Regions from separate parts of the Homo sapiens genome. Here region 1 is linked to region 2. The links are chromatin loops, found by intact Hi-C in ENCODE. Cell type or tissue: CD4-positive, alpha-beta T cell. All regions are shown on one strand. Links, peaks and the distances in the headings refer to the core of each region. The heading gives the core; the rest is flanking DNA. Region 1 has its middle 58 kb from the start of WIPI2. Region 2 has its middle 47 kb from the start of OCM.

The links. Peaks named below come from ENCODE experiments on the same cell type or tissue, not always from the same donor. Only the 100,000 strongest peaks of a DNase experiment are listed, where the experiment ranks them.
Region 1: a loop joins it to region 2, with 22 times the contacts of the local background. A loop is called at or near these places in 3 of 110 quality-filtered maps.

What each region holds. Positions count from the first base shown.
Region 1 is chr7:5,127,085-5,136,917 of GRCh38, forward strand. It overlaps the pseudogene ZNF890P. Among named protein-coding and RNA genes, the nearest start is that of WIPI2, 58 kb to the right of the region's middle. In CD4-positive, alpha-beta T cell, for the core only: no CTCF peak of the experiment used is centred there; a DNase peak (open chromatin) is centred at 4,437.
Region 2 is chr7:5,829,301-5,839,133 of GRCh38, forward strand. It overlaps the pseudogene ZNF815P. Among named protein-coding and RNA genes, the nearest start is that of OCM, 47 kb to the right of the region's middle. RefSeq lists an enhancer at 2,120-2,620. In CD4-positive, alpha-beta T cell, for the core only: no CTCF peak of the experiment used is centred there; DNase peaks (open chromatin) are centred at 4,287 and 5,221; H3K4me3 peaks cover 295 bases; H3K27ac peaks cover 2,375 bases.

The DNA of each region.
Region 1 (9,833 bases), core at 3,342-5,841, 700 kb before region 2:
TCTGACCACTGAAACCCAAGGCCAAGCACTTTTATTTTTCACACAGGGTCTTGCTCTGTTGCCCAGGCTGGAGTGCAATGGCACAATCACAGCTCACTGCAGCCTCAATCTCCTGCACTCCACTCAAGTGGTCCTCCTGTCTCAGCCTCCCGAGTAGCTGGGACTACAAGCATGCATCACCACCCTCAACTAATTTTTTAATTTTTTTGTAGAGATGGGGTTTTGCCATGTTGCCCAGGCAAGTCTTGAACTCGGGCCTCAAGTGATCCTTCCATTTGAGACTCGCAAGTAGCTGGGACTGCAGGCACATGCCACCATGCCTGGCTAATTTTTTATTTCTCGTTTGTATAGATCGGGTCTTGCACCTGTAGCTCAAGCAATCCTCCCACCTCGGCCTCCTAAAGTGCTGGGATCACAGGCATGAGCCACCATGCCCAGCTTAGCCCTTTTAGTGCGTGAGCAGTTTCCCAGTTTTATACAACTAAGAAAAAGAGTTCATGTAACCCGAGGACCACGGGGAAGTCTTCCTCACCCACAGAGAGCAGGTGGCTGTAGATCTCCAGCATCACATCCTGGTACAGGGTCCTCTGCTCCAGGTCCAGCTGCTGCCACTCTTTCCGGGTGAAGCCCACAGCCACGTCCCCGAATGACAGTGACCCCTGGAACAGCACATGGCTGATTAATGTGGAGTGGTTGGCACTGGGTACCATGGCAAAGGCGTAGAGGAGATTGATCTTAAACCTTCCGACGTCAGCTTTCCCCATATTAGGTTACATAGGAAGCTGAGCACACCCCTAACTTTGTACTACACTTTGTGGAAGAGAAAAAAATAATCATTAGAAAAAAAATCTCGACTGGGTGCAGTGGCTCACGCCTGTAATCCCAGCACTTTGAGGGGCTGAAACGGGTGGATTGCTTGAGGTTAGGAGTTTGAGACCAGCCTGGCCAACATAGTCAAATCCCATCTCTACAAAAAATATATTAGATGGATATGCTGGTGGGTGCCTATAATCCCAGCTACCAGGGAGGCTCAGGCAGGAGAATTTGTTCAACCCAGGAGGCGTACGTTGCAGTGAGCCGAGATCCCGCCCTTGCACTCCAGGCTAGACAACAGAGTAAGACTCCATCTTAAAAAAAAAAAAAAAAAAAAAGCATGTGAGGGTTGGGGGGCTTTCGTCACTGTGGCAGAGGTCAAGGGGGGATGCTGGGTAGAAAGAGCTGCAGTGGGTCCCCCGGACACATGCTGCTGGAGTGGTGAGGGATGTTCATAGGCAAATGGGTGACCCAAAGTGTCCCCAATGGTGAGACAAGCGCGTGCAGAGGAGGGGCAGGAAGCAGGGCACAGCCCAGGGGCAGCAGCAGGGACCGGGAGCTATGTGGGAGTGGGGAGAGGCAATCCACAAAGAAGCCCAGAGCTCTGATCACCCTACGGACCCTGGGTTCTCTTCCAGACCACACTCTGATCTCTAGAAAACTTATGACCAAGGGCTAAAGGCTGCTGAAGCCAGTGACTTGTTTTTTTGAGATAGGGTCTCACTGTGTTGCCCAGGCTGGAGTGCAATGTGCAATATCAGCTCACTGCAACCTCCGCCTCCTGGGTTCAAGTGATTCTCCTGCCTCAGCCGCCCAAGTAGCTGGGATTACAGGCACACGCCCAGCTAATTTATGTATTTTTAGTAGAGACAGGGTTTCACCATGAGGCCAGGCTGGTCTCGAACTCCCGACCTCAGGTGGTCCAGCTACCTCAGCCTCCCAAAGTGCTGGGATTACAGGTGTGAGCTATCATGCCTGGCGTCTACGTAGTGTAGTATATGTATATACATTACATATATATATATATATATATATATATATATATATAATCAATGTAGTTTACATACATGTATATATATATACAATGTCTACATAGTTTTTATACATACACATACAATGTCTACATAGTTAATTCATGTCTTTGTAATTTCTATGTAATTTATTCATACATAATTTCTATATAAATATATAATTTCCATGTAAATATGTAATTTCTATAGATATGCCTCTTATGGGTTTATTCATGAAATAACATATGAAAAGCACAGAGACCACAAAAGTGCTGGACAGACAGCGTTTAACGCGGTCATTGTCATCTTCAGTACACAGACTGCCCTAACACAGAGTCACTCCCAGTGGGATTTGCCTTCCTACAGTGGCTTCTGGCTGGGCACGGTGGCTCATGCCTGTAATCCTAGCACTTTGGGAGGCTGAGGCGGGCAGATCACGAGGTCAGGAGATCGAGACCATCCTGGCTAACATAGTGAAACCCAGTCTCTACTAAAAATACAAAAAAGTTAGCCAGGCATGGTGGCAGGCGCCTGTAGTCCCAGCTACTCGGGAGGCTGAGGCAGGAGAATGGCATGAACCCAGGAGGCAGAGGTTGCAGTGAGCCGAGATCGCGCCACTGCACTCCAGCCTGGGCGACAGAGCAAGACTCCATCTCAGAAAAAAAAAAAAAAAAAAAAACCAACAGTGGCTTCCAAGAAAGACAACAAGCGAAACCTCCAGCTTCACCCACAGGGCGGGTGTGGCTCGCCACCTTGTTCTAGCCTCTCCTACTGCTCTGAGACATTTCTGGTGTGAAACACCTAGACATCCCTGGCTTCACAAAGCACAAAGAAACCCAGGCTCTGTGAACGTTTTCCTTCCTGGAGTGGACAGTGGTAATGTTCACGAGGCCTCATCTTCCTCTGGGACCAGGCCCTTCCTGCCCCTGTGCACAGCTGCCTGGACAGAGGGCCTAATACACCTGAGCTAGGCTGGACCAACAGAATCCTCCCCGAAAAGCTTTCAAAATTGGATCAGTGAAGGGAGATTCAGTCCCTCACAGCGGCAGAACTTGCAGCTGGGAGGAGAGGAGCTGGGGCTACGCTATTTCTGGCCACATAGAGTCAGCATGAGAAGAAAGTCACAGAAGTGCCGGGTGCAGTGGCTCACGCCTGTAATCCCAGCACTTTGGGAGGCCGAGGAGGGTGGACATGAGGTCAGGAGATCGAGACCATCCTGGCTAACATGGTGAAACCCCGTCTCCACTAAAAATACAAAAAATTAGCCAGGCATGGTGGCGGGCACCTGTAGTCCCAGCTACTGGGGAGGCTGAGGCAGGAAAATGGCGTGAACCCGGGAGGGGGAGCTTGCAGTGAGCTGAGATTGCGCCAGTGCACTCCAGCTTGGGTGACAGAGTGAGACTCCATCTCAAAAAAAAAAAAGAAAAAGTCACAGAGGCAGAGAACAGGGAACAAAGATTCCTGGCGATACCTGGTTTGCCAGATGCCTCTGGAGCCTGACTGCACACCTGCTCTTCCCAGGACTCGCATGCTGCCTTATAGATTTTTTTTTTTTTTTTTTTTTGAGACAGGCTCTCCCCTCTGTTGCCCAGGCTGGAGTCCAAAGGCACGATCACAGCTCATTGCAGCCTCGACCTCCTAGGCTCAAGTGATCCTCCCACCTTAGCCTCCCGTGCAGCTGGGAGTACAAGCATGTGCCACCACGCCTGGCTAATTTTTGTATTTTTTGTAGAGATGGGGTCTTGCCACATTACCCAGGCTGGTCTTGAACTCCTGGCCTCAAGCAATCCTCCTGCCTCAGCTTCCCAAAGTTCTAGAATTACTTTTTTTTTTTAAATCCTAACCTACTTCTAGTTGGATTTCTGGCTTTTCCAACTTCAAGGATTAGAACTTCTAACCAGTGCAGTCCACACTCACACATTCCTAGAACCCGGGGTGAAGAGCAGGAGGAGGAGAATGCTTCCAGGCTGATGGAAAACACTGATGTCACTCACATGCAAAGAGAGCTAACAGCCAAGTGGGCGGATCACCTGAGGTCAGGAGTTCGAGACCAGCCTGGCTAATATGATGAAACTCCATCTCTAAAAATACAAAAATTAGTCGGGCGTGGTGGCACATGCCTATATTCCCAGCTACTTGGGAGGCTGAGGCAGGAGAATCACTTGAACCCAGGAGGTGGAAGTTGCAGTGAGCCAAGATCGTGCCATTGCACTCCAGCCTGAGCAACAGAGCCAGACTCCATCTCAAAAAAATTTTTTTTAATTAAAAAAACCCATTATGGCAAGCAATTTCAGATGAGATCAGGCACGTTCAGGGTGGTGTGGCGGTAGACATGGCAGGCTGTTTCAAGAACACGCAGTTCATTCATTCGTTCCTCTAGATAATGCAGTGTTACATCCAGGTCACTTGGCACCGCACAAGGCTGTCTCTGTAGACCTGAGTGTTCGGCATCCCCAAACAACCAGAATCACAGACGGCTGCTTTGGCATAATATCTGCTGTTTATACAGAGAGGAAGAAAAGTCACAAGAGATTTCCTGTTGTGTTTCTTTCAAGATGGTTGTTATTGAGGAACGGGCCTGCTACATCTTGCATACAAAGATCAAATATATCTTTAAATGCCCTAAAGAGCTGTATTTCCCCTGAGAAGTAGACACGGTTGTCCAAAACAGACAACACAAGTCATACATTAGATGGAATCTGCCTGCGTTTTTAAAGTGACAGAAATGTCAGATATAAATTTACAAGGCATCGGGCTGGGCATGGTGGCTCATGCCTGTAATCCCAGTACTTTGGGAGGCCGAAGTGCGCGGATCACTTGAGGCCAGGAGTTCGAGACCAGCCTGGCCAACGTGGTGAAACCCTGTCTTCACTAAAAATACAAAAATTAGCTGTGTGTGGTGGCAAGTGCCTGTAAGGAGGCTGAGGCAGGAGAATCGCTTGAACCCAGGAGGCAGAGGTTGCAGTGAGCCAAGATTATGCCACTGTATTCCAGCCTGGGTGACAGAGCAAGACTCCGTCTCAAAAAAAAAAAAAATTTATAAGGCATCTCATAACTGCGGCAGCCTCTACAGTCTCTCCACCCTGCCCTTCCCACAACCTTGATCTTCCATTCTCTTCCTGTTTTCACCGATCCTGATTTCCGTTTGTATTTTGTTTTATCGGATACCCTTTTTTTTTTTTTTTTAAGACAGAGTCTCACTCTGTCACCCAGGCTGCAGTGCAATGGCACGATCTCAGCTCACTGCAACCTCTACCTCCTGGGTTCAAGTGATTCCCCTGCCTCAGCCTCCTGAGTAGCTGGGATTACAGGCTCGTGCCACCACACCTGTCTAATTTTGTATTTTTAGTAGAGACAGGGTTTCACCATGTTGGCCAGGCTGGTCTTGAACTCCTGACCTCAGGTGATCCGCCTACTTTGGCCTCCCACAGTGCTGGGATTACCAGCGTGAGCCACCACGCCCAGCCTTTATCAGTCATGTTCTTATGAGCATCCGAAATCCCTGCTAAAAAGGGCAGTAGAAAGAAATGCCACACTCACCTGGGCCATAGTTCTTCTTCTCTATTCTGGAAAAGCAGACACCTGTGAAGGCAGACATCAGGGTGGGGAGAGAGGATATGAGAGGCCACGCTTGCCCTTGGGCTCCCAATCAACTGCTGGGACCACCCCCGCCCTCTCCCAGGCGCAGGTGGGAGAAAACCTCCTCTGAAGGGTCCCCATTATCAAAGCAAAGCCCTCACCTTACAAATGTCATAGAGACTCAATCTTGTGAGGCCTTACTTGGATTTTTGTTTTGTTTTTTGAAATGGGGTTTCACTCTGTCGCCCAGGCTGGAACACAGTGATGCAATCACGACTCAATGCAGCCCTGGACTCCCAGGTTCCAGCGATCCTCCCACCCCAGCCTCCAGAGAAGCTGGGACTATAGGTGTGTCACATGCCCAGCTAATATATATATATATATATATATATTTTTTTTTTTTTTTTTTTGAGACAAGAGTCTTGCTCTTTCGCCCAGGCCGGACTGCAGTGACGCTATCTCGGCTCACTGCAAGCTCCGCCTCCCGGGTTCACGCCATTCTCCTGCCTCAGCCTCCCGAGTAGCTGGTACTACAAGCGTGCACCACCATGCTTGAATAATTTTTTGTATTTTTAGTAGAGACGGGGTTTCACCGTGTTAGCCAGGATGGTCTCGATCTCCTGACCTCGTGATCTGCCCTCCTCGGCCTCCCAAAGTGCTGGGATTACAAGCGTAAGTCACTGCGCCCAGCCATGCCCAGCTAATTTTTAAATTTTTTGGTAGAGACAGGGTCTCACTGTATTGCCCAGGCTGGTCTCAAACTCCTGGGTTCAAGCAATCTGCCTGCCTCAGCCTCCCAAAACCTTGGGATTACAGGGGTGAACCACCACGACTGACTGAAGTTTTTCTTAATGAGTATGTGCATCTGTGTCTCAGTAACCAATGTGCAATTTACTACAATCCCCACCCATTACCCAAAAATGTAATTACTAGAAATTTATTCTGAAGAAACAGGCCGGACACAGAGGCTCACGCCTGTAATCACCACACTTTGGGAGGCCGAGGCAGGTGCATCACCTGAGGTCAGGAGTTCAAGATCAGCTTGGCCAATATGGTGAAACCCCATCTCTACTAAAAATACAAATATCAGCCGGGTGTGGTGGCATGTGCCTGTAATCCCAGCTACTCAAGAGGCTGAGGCAGGAGAATCTCTTGAACTTGGGAGGCAGAGGTTGCAGGGAGCCAAGATTGCACCATACCACTGCACTCCAGCCTGGGCGACACAGCAAGACTCCATCCCCCTCAAAAAATTATAAGAAAACTTTTTTGAGGGGATAGGGTCTTGCTGTTGCCCAGACTGGAGTGCAGTGGCGTAATCTCGGCTTCCTGCGACCTGTGCCTCCTGGGTTCAAGTGATTCTCATGCCTCAGCCTCCCACATATCTGGGATTACAGGCACACACCAGCAAGCCTGGCTAATTTTTTGTATTTTTACTAGAGATGGGGTTTCACCATGTTGGCCAGGCTGGTCTCCAACTCCTGACCTCAGGTGATCCACCCACCTCAGCCTCCCAAAGTGCTGGGATTACAGGCGTAAGCCACCATGCCCGGCCTATTTTTATTTTTTGTAGAGGCCAGGCGCGGTGTTTCACCCCTGTAATCCCAGCTACTTGGGAGGCTGAGGCAGGAGAATCGCTTGAGCCTCTGAGGTGGAGGTGGCAGTGAGCTGTGATCGTACTACTGTTCTCCAGCCTGGGCAACAGAGTGAGACTCCGTCTAAAAAACCAAAACATATATATATGCTTTTTGTAGAGTCAGGGTCCCGCTATGTTGCTCAGGCTGGTCTCGAACTCCTGGCCTCAAGTGATCCTCCCGCCTTGGCCTCCCAAAGTGCTGGGATTACAAGCATGCATCACTGTGCCTGGCCTGTTTCTTGTTTGTATACATCAACTACAAACTACAGCACATGTAATAAGTTTGTAAACATACATCTATAAACAAAAAATTCTGGGCCAGGCACAGTGGCTCAAGCCTGTAATCCCAGCACTTTGGGAGGCGGAGGCGGGTGGATCACTTGAGGTCAGGAGTTCGAGACCAGCCTGACCAACATGGTGAAACCCCATCTCTACTAAAAATACAAAATTAGCCGGGCATGGTGGCGGGCGCCAGTAATCCCAGCTACTTGGGAGGCCGAGGCAGGAGAATCACTTGAACCAGGGAGGCGGAAGTTGCAGTGAGCCAAGATCGAGCCACTGCACTCCAGCCCGGGCAACAAAGAAAAACCCCATCTCAAAAAATAAAATAAAAAAGATTCTGAAGAAAAGACACAGAATATTAACAATGATTATCTTTGCATGGTAGGACTTTTGTTTGGTTGGTTTTGTTTTGGTGTTTTCTCTTCAGATAGGGTCTCGCTCTGTCGCCCAGGCTGGAGTGCAGTGGCACATTCACAGCTCACTGCAACCTCTGCCTCCCGGGCTCAATTGATCCTCCGGCCTCAGCCTCCCAAGTAGCTGGGACTACGACACATACTACCATGCCTGGCTAATTTTTGTATTTTTTGTGGAGACAGGGTTTCACCATGTTGCCCAGGCTGGTCTCGAACTCCTAGGGGCTCAAGTGATCCTCCTGCCTCAGCCACCCAAAGTTGCTGGTATTACAGGCATGAGCCGCCTCACTGGGCGGATTTTTTTCTTAACATATTGATATTTTCTAATTTCTTCAACAAGAAATTGGTGCTGTTTCACATGTAAATATTTCATAACAATATACATGCATTTTACTGGGTTTTCTCCCCATGGGCTCCTATCAAAGTCCTTCCCCTGGTGAAAGGGAAGCCATGGGGAGGGCTGAAGGCAGAGAAGGTGGGACGGGCCAAGTCTTAGCCATGATTGTGGAACAGTGGAAGAAGAGCCTGTCTGGTGCTCGGGGGCCCTGGGTGTGAGTACTGGCTCACCCTCTACTGTGCGTGGCGGTTCTGAATGTCTCTCTCACACCCATTTTGTTTAGTCTTTGACGTGAGAAGGAGAAACAAAAAACTCAGGTTAAGAAAGCAAACTCTGGCCAGGCGTGGTGGCTCACGCCTGTAATCCCAACACTTTGGGAGGCTGAGGCAGGTGGATCACCTGAGGTCAGGAGTTTGAGGCCAGCCTGGCCAACATGGCAAAACCCCATCTTTACCAAAAATACAAAAATTAGCCGGGTGTGGTAGTGGGCGCCTGTAATCCCAGCTACTCGGGAGGTGGAAGCAAGAGAATCGCTTGAACCCAGGAGGCGGAGGTTGCAGAATGCCGAGATCAGTCACTTTAAAAAAAAAAAAAAAAAAAGATTGGCTCCCCCCGCAACCCCCACCCCAAAGAAAGCAAATTCTATGGCTTGACTATAGTGTAGGATCCAGGGACAGTGTGGTCCGGGCTTGTCCTCTGAGCACCAGGGACATGCTCTGGCCCTGAGCCCACAAACTTGTACTCCCTAAAGCAAGAGCCTCTTTCTCCTCCTAGCAAACCTTCCACTCAACTGAAACCTAGATGATCCCTCAACGTGACCACCCAGCAAACCCATGTTTGCTCTGTCCCCCAGCGGGCTGGGACCATTTCAGGCACATGGACCTTGGGTTTTTTTATGGAGTTTTGCTCTTCTTGCCCAGGCTGGAGTGCAGTGGTGCGATCTTGGCTCACTGCAACCTTTGCCTCCTGGGTTCAAGCGATTCTCCAGCCTCAGCCTCCCGAGTAGCTGGGATTATAGGCACCCACTACCACACCCAGGTAATGTTAGTATTTTTAGTAGAGACAGGGTTTTGCCATGTTAGCCAAGTTGGTCTCAAACTCCTGACCTCAGGTGATCTGCCCGCCTCAGCCTCCCAAAGTGCTGGGATTACAGGCATGAGCCACCATGCCCAGCCCCAGGTACATGGACCTTGGGAGCTGCCACCCTCCACGTGACCCTCCGGCTTCAGCCCTAAGCTATGTGAAGAGGTCTCAGAACTGGGGTCTCGCTTTCCAAAGTAGATTCCTGCTCCCCGTTGTCAAGTTCTTCACAGGAATGCTTTTACTCCCAGCATGCCTGGGTCTCGAACACTTGGGCAACTCCACTTGGCTGCCAAGGCTCTGCTCCCCTACTGAGAACTTACCTTCAGGTGGGGACTCAAGCTTCAGCCTCTGAGGTTCTCGGGACCAGGGTAGAAACAAGCTTGCTATGCTGAGAGGAGGGACCCACCTTGCTGACAAAGTCCGATCCTGAGCTTTTGCAAAGACACCAGGAAAACCTGAAATTAAAATGACGCAGGGAGGCTCACATGAAAATATTAGCACACCTGTCATCTCAGTACTTTGGGAGCCTGAGGCAGGACAATTGCTTGAGGCCAGGAGTTCGAGACCAGCCTAGTCAACAAACACCCCACCTCTACAGGGGGAAAAGAAGACATTGGCAGGGTTACCTTTACCGCTGATAGAGAGAAACCAATCTGTGGCAGAAGGGAAAGTCAGAAAGCCTA
Region 2 (9,833 bases), core at 3,792-6,291:
TTTTTTTTTTTTTTTGAGATGGAGTTTCACTCTGTCACCCAGGCTGGAGTGCAGCAGTACAATCCCGGCTCACTGCAACCTCTGCCTCCTGAGTTCAAGTGATTCTCACGCCTCAGCCTCCCAAGTAGCTGGTATTACAGGCACCCACCACCACACCTGGCTAATTTTTGTATTTTTAGTAGAGACAGGGTTTTCCCCATGTTGGCCATGCTGGTCTTGAATTCCTGGCCTCAAGTGATCCACCCACCCTGGCCTCCCAAAGTGCAGGGATTATAGGCGTGAGCCACTGTGTCTGGCCAAAATTGCTATATATCTATGTTTTTGTTTATTTACTAGACAGGAGTGTAGCCATGAACAGTGTATAAGATTGCTTTGTATGTTTATCACCTTTGCCTATATTTCTTTAGGGGTTGTCTTTCTCATTTATTTTTAGCATATATTTTATATATAAATTCACTTTGTCTTATGAACACTGCAAAAATCTTGAGTAGAATGTGGTAAAATTCCTGGTGTTTCCCCAATGGCTATATTTTTTAAGATGAATCCATTTCATTTAATGTTGAGTGGTTTATTCTGGTTTTCTGTTTGTCAGTCAATTTTAGTAATTTATATTTTCTAGAAAAGTATCCCATTTAATTTTGAATTTATGGCAATTGTTTATACTGATCTTACAATTATAAACCTCGACCGTATCTGAAATTGTCTTTTTCATGTGCACAAATGGTTTATCTTTGCCTTCTCTTACTCAATTGTGCCTGGCTTCCGGTCAATTTTATTAATCTTAAATACAAACCAATTACTTTATTAGGTTTAATCAAACCTTTCCAAGAATTGATTTTAGTTTTTTCTTTTTAATGTATTATTAAAGTCCTAATACCTTTTTTTTTTTTTTTTTTTTTTTTTTTTTGAGATGGAGTCTCGCTCTGTCGCGCAGGCTGGAGTGCAGTGGCATGATCTCGGCTCACTGCAAGCTCCGCCTTCCGGGTTCATGCCATTCTCCTGCCTCAGCCTCCCGCATAGCTGGGATTGCCAGTGCCTGCCACCAAGCCTGGCTAATTTTTGTGTGTGTGTGTGTGTGTGTGTTTTTAGTAGAGACTAGGTTTCACCATGTTAGCCAGGATGGTCTCGATCTCCTGACCTCATGATCCGCCCACCTCGGACTCCCAAAGTGCTGGGATTACAGGAGTGAGCCACTGCACCCGGCTAGTCCTAATACATATGTTAAATACAAGGAGTGAAACTTAATGACATTTAGCTCAGGTGGCTTCCACAGAAAAAAGAATAGGGAGCATCTACCCCCATTGTCCAGTCTGTGTCTTCCAGAAAAAGATATTTAAAAAAGAGAAAAAAAGAGCAAAACCCCAAAGGTAAAAGAGAATGAGCAGAAATTTAAAAAGAAGGGAGGAAGATGGCCAGGCGCGGGGGCTCACGCCTGCAATCCCAGCACTTCGGGAGGCCGAGGCAGCAAGATCACCTGAGGTCAGGAGTTCAAGACCAGCGTGGCCAACATAGTGAAACCCCATCTCTACTAAAAATACAAAAATTAGCTGGGCGTAGTGGCACGTGCCTGTAATTCCAGCTACTTGGGAGGCTGAGGCAGGAGAATCACTTGAACCCAGGAGGTGGAGGTTGCAGTGAGCTGAGATCACGCCACTGCACTGCAGCCTGGGTGACACTGTCTCAAAAAAAGAAAAAAATCTTTTACTGTGATGGAAGATGTATTGGTTTCTCTTCCTTTTGTCTTTTTGGTTTTGGATTTTGTGTTCGTTTGCAGCGCATCTCCGTGACATACACTTGCTGATGCTGACCTGAGATGGAATTAATATCTGTTTGTTGCTGAGATGGAATTAATATCTGTTTGTTGCTTTGCTTCTTTTCAGTGGGTTGTTTTTTCCGTTTCCATCTCTGGCTAGTCTTGAAGGCTAGACTTGCGTAGGAGAGCAGACACGAGGACATGAGCCAGTTCTGCTGAGCTGTTACTGTGTAAGGAGCAGGGAGCGCTGGAGGGTGGTTGAACCGTGTCCAGCCAGGAGTTGAGTGGGCGGTGGGCTGGTCACCATGGTTACCGCAGTGGGCCACTAGCTTCACAATTCCGTAGCATCGCTTTGTGCTGCGAATGGGACCTTCCGCTCTTGATCCCCTCCTTGTGTTGACGGCTGCTGCTTGCATCTCCAGGCCTGTGGGTGGAGGGGTTCTCTTTGTCTTCTCAGTCCAGGGTGGGCCCTGGGTCTCTGAGTCACAGTGATCCTGTCCCTCCCCTCGTGTCAGGAGACCTTTAAGCCTGAGCCCAGGATATATTCCTGTCCCTGGTTCAAGGAGGAAGGCACAAGGTCTTGCCTGTGTTCTGGTGGCAACAGGGTTGACTGCCATTCCCCTGGCAGCTTGAGGCTTTTGTTCCTCAGAAGAGAAAGTTCGGGAGGGGGCTTCGCATGTTTCCCTCCACGGCAGCCGCATCCCTCCTCCAGACCTTCACTCCCAAGGAAGTCTCTCTGGTCTTCTGCCCAGCCCCGATCTTTCTCGTGAGCACCCAGAGAGCATTTGTATTAATCAGTTTATTTTTATGTTTGTTTTTTTTGATATGGAATCTCGCTCTTACCCAGGCTGGAGTGCAGTGGTGTGATCTCGGCTCACTGCAGCCTCCACCCCCTGGGTTCAAGCAATTCTCCTGCCTCAGTCTCCTGAGTAGCTGGGATTACAGGCATGCACCACCACACCCAGCTAATTTTGGTATTTTTAGTAGAGACAGGGTTTTGCCATGTTAGCCAGGCTGGTCTCGAACTCCTGACCTCAAGTGATCCACTCACCTTGGCCTCCCAAAGTGCTGGGATTACAGGCTTGAGCCACTGTGCCTGGCCCAGAATTTTTTCTTTATAGATGTATGTTTACAAACTTATTACATGTGCTGTAGTTTGTAGTCGATGTATACAGACAAGAAACAGGCCAGGCACAGTGATGCATGCTTGTAATCCCAGCACTTTGGGAGGCCAAGGCGGGAGGATCTCTTGAGGCCAGGAGTTCGAGACCAGCCTGAGCAACATAGCGGGACCCTGACTCTACAAAAAGCATATATATATATATATGTTTTGAGTTTTTAGACGGAGTCTCACTCTGTTGCCCAGGCTGGAGTATAGTGGCGCAATCACAGCTCACTGCCACCTCCACCTCCGAGGCTCAAGCGATTCTCCTGCCTCAGCCTCCCAAGTAGCTAGGATTACAGGGACAAGTCACAGGAAGCCAAGATTGTGCCGTACCACTGCACTCTAGCCTGGGCAACAGAGCCAGACCCCATCCCCCAAAAAGTTTTCTTATCATTTTTTGGGGGGATGCAAGCTCGCTTTGTTGCCCAGGCTGGAGTGCAGTGGTACAGCACAATCTCGGCTCCCTGTGATCTCTGCCTCCCAAGTTCAAGAGATTCTCCTGCCTCAGCCTCTTGAGTAGCTGGGATTACAGGCATGTGCCACCACACCTGGCTGATTTTTGTATTTTAGTAGAGATGGGGTTTCACCATATTGGCCAAGCGGGTCTTGAACTCCTGACCTTAGGTGATGCACCTGCCTCGGCCTCCCAAAGTGTGGTGATTACAGGCGTGAGCCTCTGCATCTGGCCTGTTTCTTCAGAATAGATTTCTAATAATTACATTTTTGGGTAATGGGTGGGGATTGTAGTAAATTGCACATTGGTTACTGAGACATAGATACACATATTCATTAAGAAAAACTCCAGTCAGTCGTGGTGGTTCACCCCTGTAATCCCAAGGTTTTGGGAGGCTGAGATGGGCAGATTGCTTGAACCCAGGAGTTTGAGACCAGCCTGTGCAATACAGTGAGACCGCCTTCTCTACCAAAAAATTTAAAAATTAGCTGGGCGTGTGACACACCTATAGTCCCAGCTTCTCGGGAGGCTGAGGTGGGAGGATCGCTGGAGCCTGGGAGTCCAGGGCTGCATTGAGTTCTGATTGCATCGCTGCATTCCAGCCTGGGTGACAGAGTGAAACCCTGTCTCAAAAAACAAAACAAAAATCCAAGTCAGGCCTCATGAGATTGAGTCCCTATGACATTTCCAAGGTGAGGGCTTTGCTCTGATAATGGGGATCCTTCAGAGAAGGCTTTCTCCCACCTGTGCCCGCGAGGCGGGGGGTGGGGGTGGTCTCAGCAGTTGATCGGGAGCCCACGGGCAAGCGTGGCCTCTCATATCCTCTCTCCCCACTCTGATGTCTGCCTTCACAGATACCTGCTTTCCCACAACAGCAAGGAAGAACCATGGCCCAGGTGAGTGTGGCATTTCTTTCTACTGCACTTTTTCAGCAGGGATTTTGGATGCTCATAAGAACATGACTAATAAAGGCTGGGTGTGGTGGCTCACACTGGTAATCCCAGCACTGTGGGAAGCCAAAGCGGGTGGATCACTTGAGGTCAGGAGTTTGAGACCAACCTGGCCAATGTGGTGAAACCTTGTCTCTACTAAAAATACAAAATTAGATGGGTGTGGTGGTGGGTGCCTGTAATCCCAGCTACTTGGGAGGCTGAGGCAGGAGAACCACTTGAACCTGGGAGGTGGAGATTGCAGTGAGCTGAGATCATACCACTGCACTTCAGCCTGGGTGACAGAGTGAGACTCTGTCTCAAAAAAAAAAAAAAAATCTGATAAAATGCAAACAGAAGTCAGGATCAGTGAAAACAGGAAGAGAATGGAAGGTCACGGCTGTGGGAAGGACAGGGTGGAGAGACTGTAGAGGCTGCTGCAGTTGTGAGATGCCTTGTAAATTCTTTTTTGAGACAGAGTCTGGCTCTATCATCTAGGCTGGAGTGCAGTGGCATAATCTCGGCCCACTGCAACCTCTGCCTCCTGGGTTCAAGCAATTCTCCTGCCTCAGCCTCCTTACAGGCACCTGCTTACAGGCACCTGCTACCACACACAGCTAATTTTTGTATTTTTAGTAAAGATGAGGTTTCACCACGTTGGCCAGGCTGGTCTCAAACTCCTGGCTTCAAGTGATCTGCCCACCTCGGCCTCCCAAAGTACTGGGATTACAGGCGTGAGCCACTGTGCCCAGCCCGATGCCTTGTAAATTTATATCTGACATTCCTGTCACTTAAAAAAGGCAGGCAGATTCCATCTAATATATGACTTGTGTTGTCTGTTTTGGACAACCGTGTCTAATTCTCGGGGGGAATACAGCTCTTTCAAGATTTAAAGATGTATTTGATCTTTGTATGTAAGATGTGGCAGACCCGTTCCTCAATAACAACCACCTTGAAAGAAACACAACAGGAAATCTCTTGTGACTTTTCTTCCTCTCTGTATAAACAGCAGATATTATGCCAAAGCAGCCGTCTGTGATTCTGGTTGTTTGGGGATGCCGAACACTCAGGTCTACAGAGACAGCCTTGTGTGGTGCCAAGTGACCTGGATGTAACACTGCATTATCTAGAGGAACGAATGAATGAACTGCGTGTTCTTGAAACAGCCTGCCATGTGTACCGCCACACCACCCTGAACGTGCCTGATCTTGTCTGAAATTGCTTGCCATAATGGGTTTTATTTTTTTAATTAAAAAATTTTTTTGAGATGGAGTCTTGCTCTGTCGCCCAGGCTGGAGTGCAGTGGCACTATCTTGGTTCACTGCAATCTCTGCCTCCCGGGTTCAAGTGATTCTCCTGCCTCAGCCTCCGGAGTAGCTGGGAATATAGGCATGTGCCACCATGCCCGACTAATTTTTGTATTTTTAGAGATGGAGTTTCATCATATTAGCCAAGCTGGTCTCGAACTCCTGACCTCAGGTGATCCGCCCACTTGGCTGTTAGCTCTCTTTGCATGTGAGTGACATCAGTGTTTTCCATCAGCCTGGAAGCATTCTCCTCCTCCTGCTCTGAACCCCGGGTTCTAGGAATGTGTGAGTGTGGAGTGCACTGGTTAGAAGTTCTAATCCTTGAAGTTGGAAGAGCCAGAAATCCAACTAGAAGTAGGTTAGGATTAAAAAAAAAAAAAGTAATTCTAGAACTTTGGGAAGGTGAGGCAGGAGGATTGCTTGAGGCCAGGAGTTCAAGACCAGCCTGGGTAATGTGGCAAGAGCCCATCTCTACAAAAAATAGAAAAATTATCCAGGTGTAGTGGCACATGCCTGTACTCCCAGCTGCAGGGGAGGCTAAGGTGGGAGGATCACTTGAGCCTAGGAGGTCCAGGCTGCAATGAGCTGTGATCGTGCCTTTGGACTCTAGCCTGGGCAACAGAGGGAGAGCCTGTCTCAAAAAAAAAAAAAAAAAAAATCTATAAGGCAGCATGCGAGTCCTGGGAAGAGCAGGTGTGCAGTCAGGCTCCAGAGGCATCCGGCAAACCAGGTATCGCCAGGAATCTTTCTTCCCTGGTCTGTGCTTCTGTGACTTTTTTTTTTTTTTTTTTTTTGAGACGGAGTCGCGCTCTGTTGCCCAGGCTGGAGTGCAGCGGCGCAATCTCAGCTCACTGCAAGCTCCCCCTCCCGGGTTCACACCATTCTCCTGCCTCAGCCTCCCCAGTAGCTGGGACTATAGGCACCCGCCACCACGCCTGGCTAATTTTTTCTATTTTTAGTAGAGATGGGGTTTCATCATGTTAGCCAGGATGGTCTCAATCTCCTGACCTTGTGATCCGCTCACCTCAGCCTCCCAAAGTGCTGGGATTACAGGCATGAGCCACTGCACCCGGCGCTTCTGTGACTTTCTTCTCATGCTGACTTTGTCAGTGTGCCCAGAAATAGTGTAGCCCCAGCTCCTCTCCTCACAGCTGCAAGTTCTGCCACGGTGAGGGACTGAATCTCCCTTCAGTGATCCAATTTTGAAAGCTTTTCGGGGAGGATTCTGTTGGTCCAGCCTAGCTCAGGTGTATTAGGCCCTCTGACCAGGCAGCTGTGCACAGGGGCAGGAAGGGGCTGGTCCCAGAGGAAGATGAGGCCTCGTGAACATTACCACTGTCCACTCCAGGAAGGAAAACGTTCACAGAGCCTGGGTTTCTTTGTGCTTTGTGAAGCCAGGGATGTCTAGGTGTTTCACACCAGAAATGTCTCAGAGCAGTAGGAGAGGCTACAACAAGGTGGCGAGCCACACCCACCCTGTCTGTGAAGCTGGAGGTTTCCCTTGTTGTCTTTGTCGGAAGCCACTGTTTTTTGTTTTTTGTTTTTTGGAGAGTGAGTCTCGCTGTGTCACTCAGGCTGGAGTGCAGTGGCGCGATCTCAGCTCCCTGCAACCTCTGCCTCCCGGGTTCACGTCATGCTCCTGCCTCAGCCTCCTGAAAAGCTGGGAGTACAGGCGCCCGCCACCACGCCCAGCTAACTTTTTTGTATTTTTAGTAGAGATGGGGTTTCACCGTGTTAGCCAGGATGGTCTGGATCTTCTGACCTCGTGATCCACCCGCCTCGGCCTCCCAAAGTGCTGGGAGTACAGGCGTGAGCCACCGCGCCCGGCCAGAAGCCACTGTTTTGTAGAAAGCCGAGTCCCACTGGGAATGACTCCCTGTTAGGGGAATCTGTACTAAAGATGACAATGACTGGGTTAAATGCTGTCTGTCCAGCACTCCGTGGTCTCTCTGCTTTTCATATGTTATATCATGAATAAACCCATGAGAGGCATATCTATAGAAATTATATATTTACATGGAAATTTTATGTTTATATAGAAATTAGATATGAATAAATTACATAGAAATTAAGACATTATGTAGACATTGTATGTGTATGTATAAAAACTACATAGACTGTCTATATATATACTAGACATGTATGTAAACTACATAGACTATATATATATATATATATATATATATATATATAATGTATATACATATACATACACTACATAGACTCGTGATAGCTCACGCTTGTAATTCCAGAACTTTGGGAGGCTGAGGTAGGCGGACCACCTGAGGTCAGGAGTTCGAGACCAGCCTGGCCACATGGTGAAACCCGTTTCTACTAAAAATACATAAATTAGCTGGGTGTGTGCCTGTAATCTGAGGTACTCAGGTGGCTGAGGCAGGAGAATCACTTGAACCCAGGAGGCGGAGGTTGCAGTGAGCCGATATTGTACATTGCACTCCAGCCTGGGCAACACAGTGAGACCCTATCTCAAAAAAAAAGTCACTGGCTTCAGCAGCCTTTAGCCCTTGGTCATAAGTTTTTCTAGAGATCAGAGTGTGGTCTGGAAGAGAACCCAGGCTCTGTAGGGTGATTGGGGCTCTGGGCTTCTTTGTGGATTGCCTCTCCCCACTCCCACATAGCTCCCGGTCCCTGCTGCTGCCCCCGGGCTGTGCCCTGCTTGTTGCCCCTCCTCTGCACGCGCTTGTCTCACCACTGGGGACAATTTGGGTCGCCCATTTGCCTATGAACATCCGTCATCACCCCAGCAGCATGTGTCCAGGGGGCCCACCACAGCTCTTTATACCCAGCATCCCCCCTTGACCTCTGCCACAGTGATGAAAGCCCCCCGACTCTCACATACTTTTTTTTTTTTTTTTTTTTTTTTTTTTGAGACAGACTCTTGCTCTGTCACCCAGGCTGGAGTGCAGTGGCACGATCTCGGCTCACTGTAAGCTCCGCCTCCTGGGTTCAAGTGTTTCTCCTGCCTCCCGAGTAGCTGGGATTACAGGTGCCTGGCACCATGCCCAGCTAATTTTTTTTTTTTTTGTATGTTTAGTAGAGATGGGGTTTTACCATGTTGGCCAGGCTGGTCTTGAACTCTTGCCCTCAAGTGATCCACCTGCCTCGGCTTCCCAAAGTGCTGGGATTACAGACGTGAGCCACCCTGTCTGATCTCCTTCAAATTATTTAAACTTTGATTAAACAACATAGTGAGACCCCAACTCTACAAAAAATTTAAATAAAACCAGCTGGCCTATGCCTGTAATCCCAGCTACTCGGGAGGCTGAGGCGAGAGGATCACTTAAACCCAGGAGGTAGAGGCTGCAGCGAGCCATGATCACACCACTGCACTCCAGCCTGGACAGAGAGAGACCCTGTCCCAAAAAGAGAAGATCTAAGGCCAGGGGCAGTGGCTCACACCTGTAATCCCAGCACTTTGGGAGGCTGAGACAGGTGGATCACCTGAGGTCAGGAGTTCGAGACCAGCCTGACCAACGTGGAGAAACCCTGTCTCTACTAAAAATACAAAATTAGCCAGGTGTGGTGGCACAAGCCTGTAATCCCAGCTACTCAGGAGGCTGAGGCAAGAGAATTGCTTGAACCCAGCAGGCAGAGGTTGCGGTGAGCCAAGGTGGCACCATTGCACTCCAGCCTGCGTGACAAGAGTGGAACACCCTCTCCAAAATAGAAAATCTCTCTTTCTCTCTATATATATCTCTATATAATATATAAATAGATAATATCTATATGTTATATATATATTTTATATACATCCTCATATTTTCTAATAGGTATAAATTGAAGATGTTTAAATGGGGGTCTTTAATTCATTGAGAGAGGGGATGGGATGGGTGAAGGAGGCCAAGCCCTGTTCTGCATCTGTGGAACCCCTTCTCTGCATTTCTCTTGCTGTTTTAATTTTGAGCACTAGCTTACATTGAGGATTAGAATCATGTGATAATTTAGCTCCTGCTATCCTCCCTTCCGGTGGCTCCCACCTTTTTTCCACATCAGATCATCTGTAGTTCCCCTCCGTAAATACCGTGAGGTGGGAGTCTGCATTTCCTACAGGGAAAAAAAAAATCACTTCTACCCGTGGCTGGTACGCTCTCTCCCTCTCCCACACACGCCTTACACCCGGCATTTTCATTCTCTTTGTAGTTTCTACGAGACTTTTCTGTGCCTCCTTTGCCCATGCCAGGCCTCTTGCTAGGAATATCCTTCA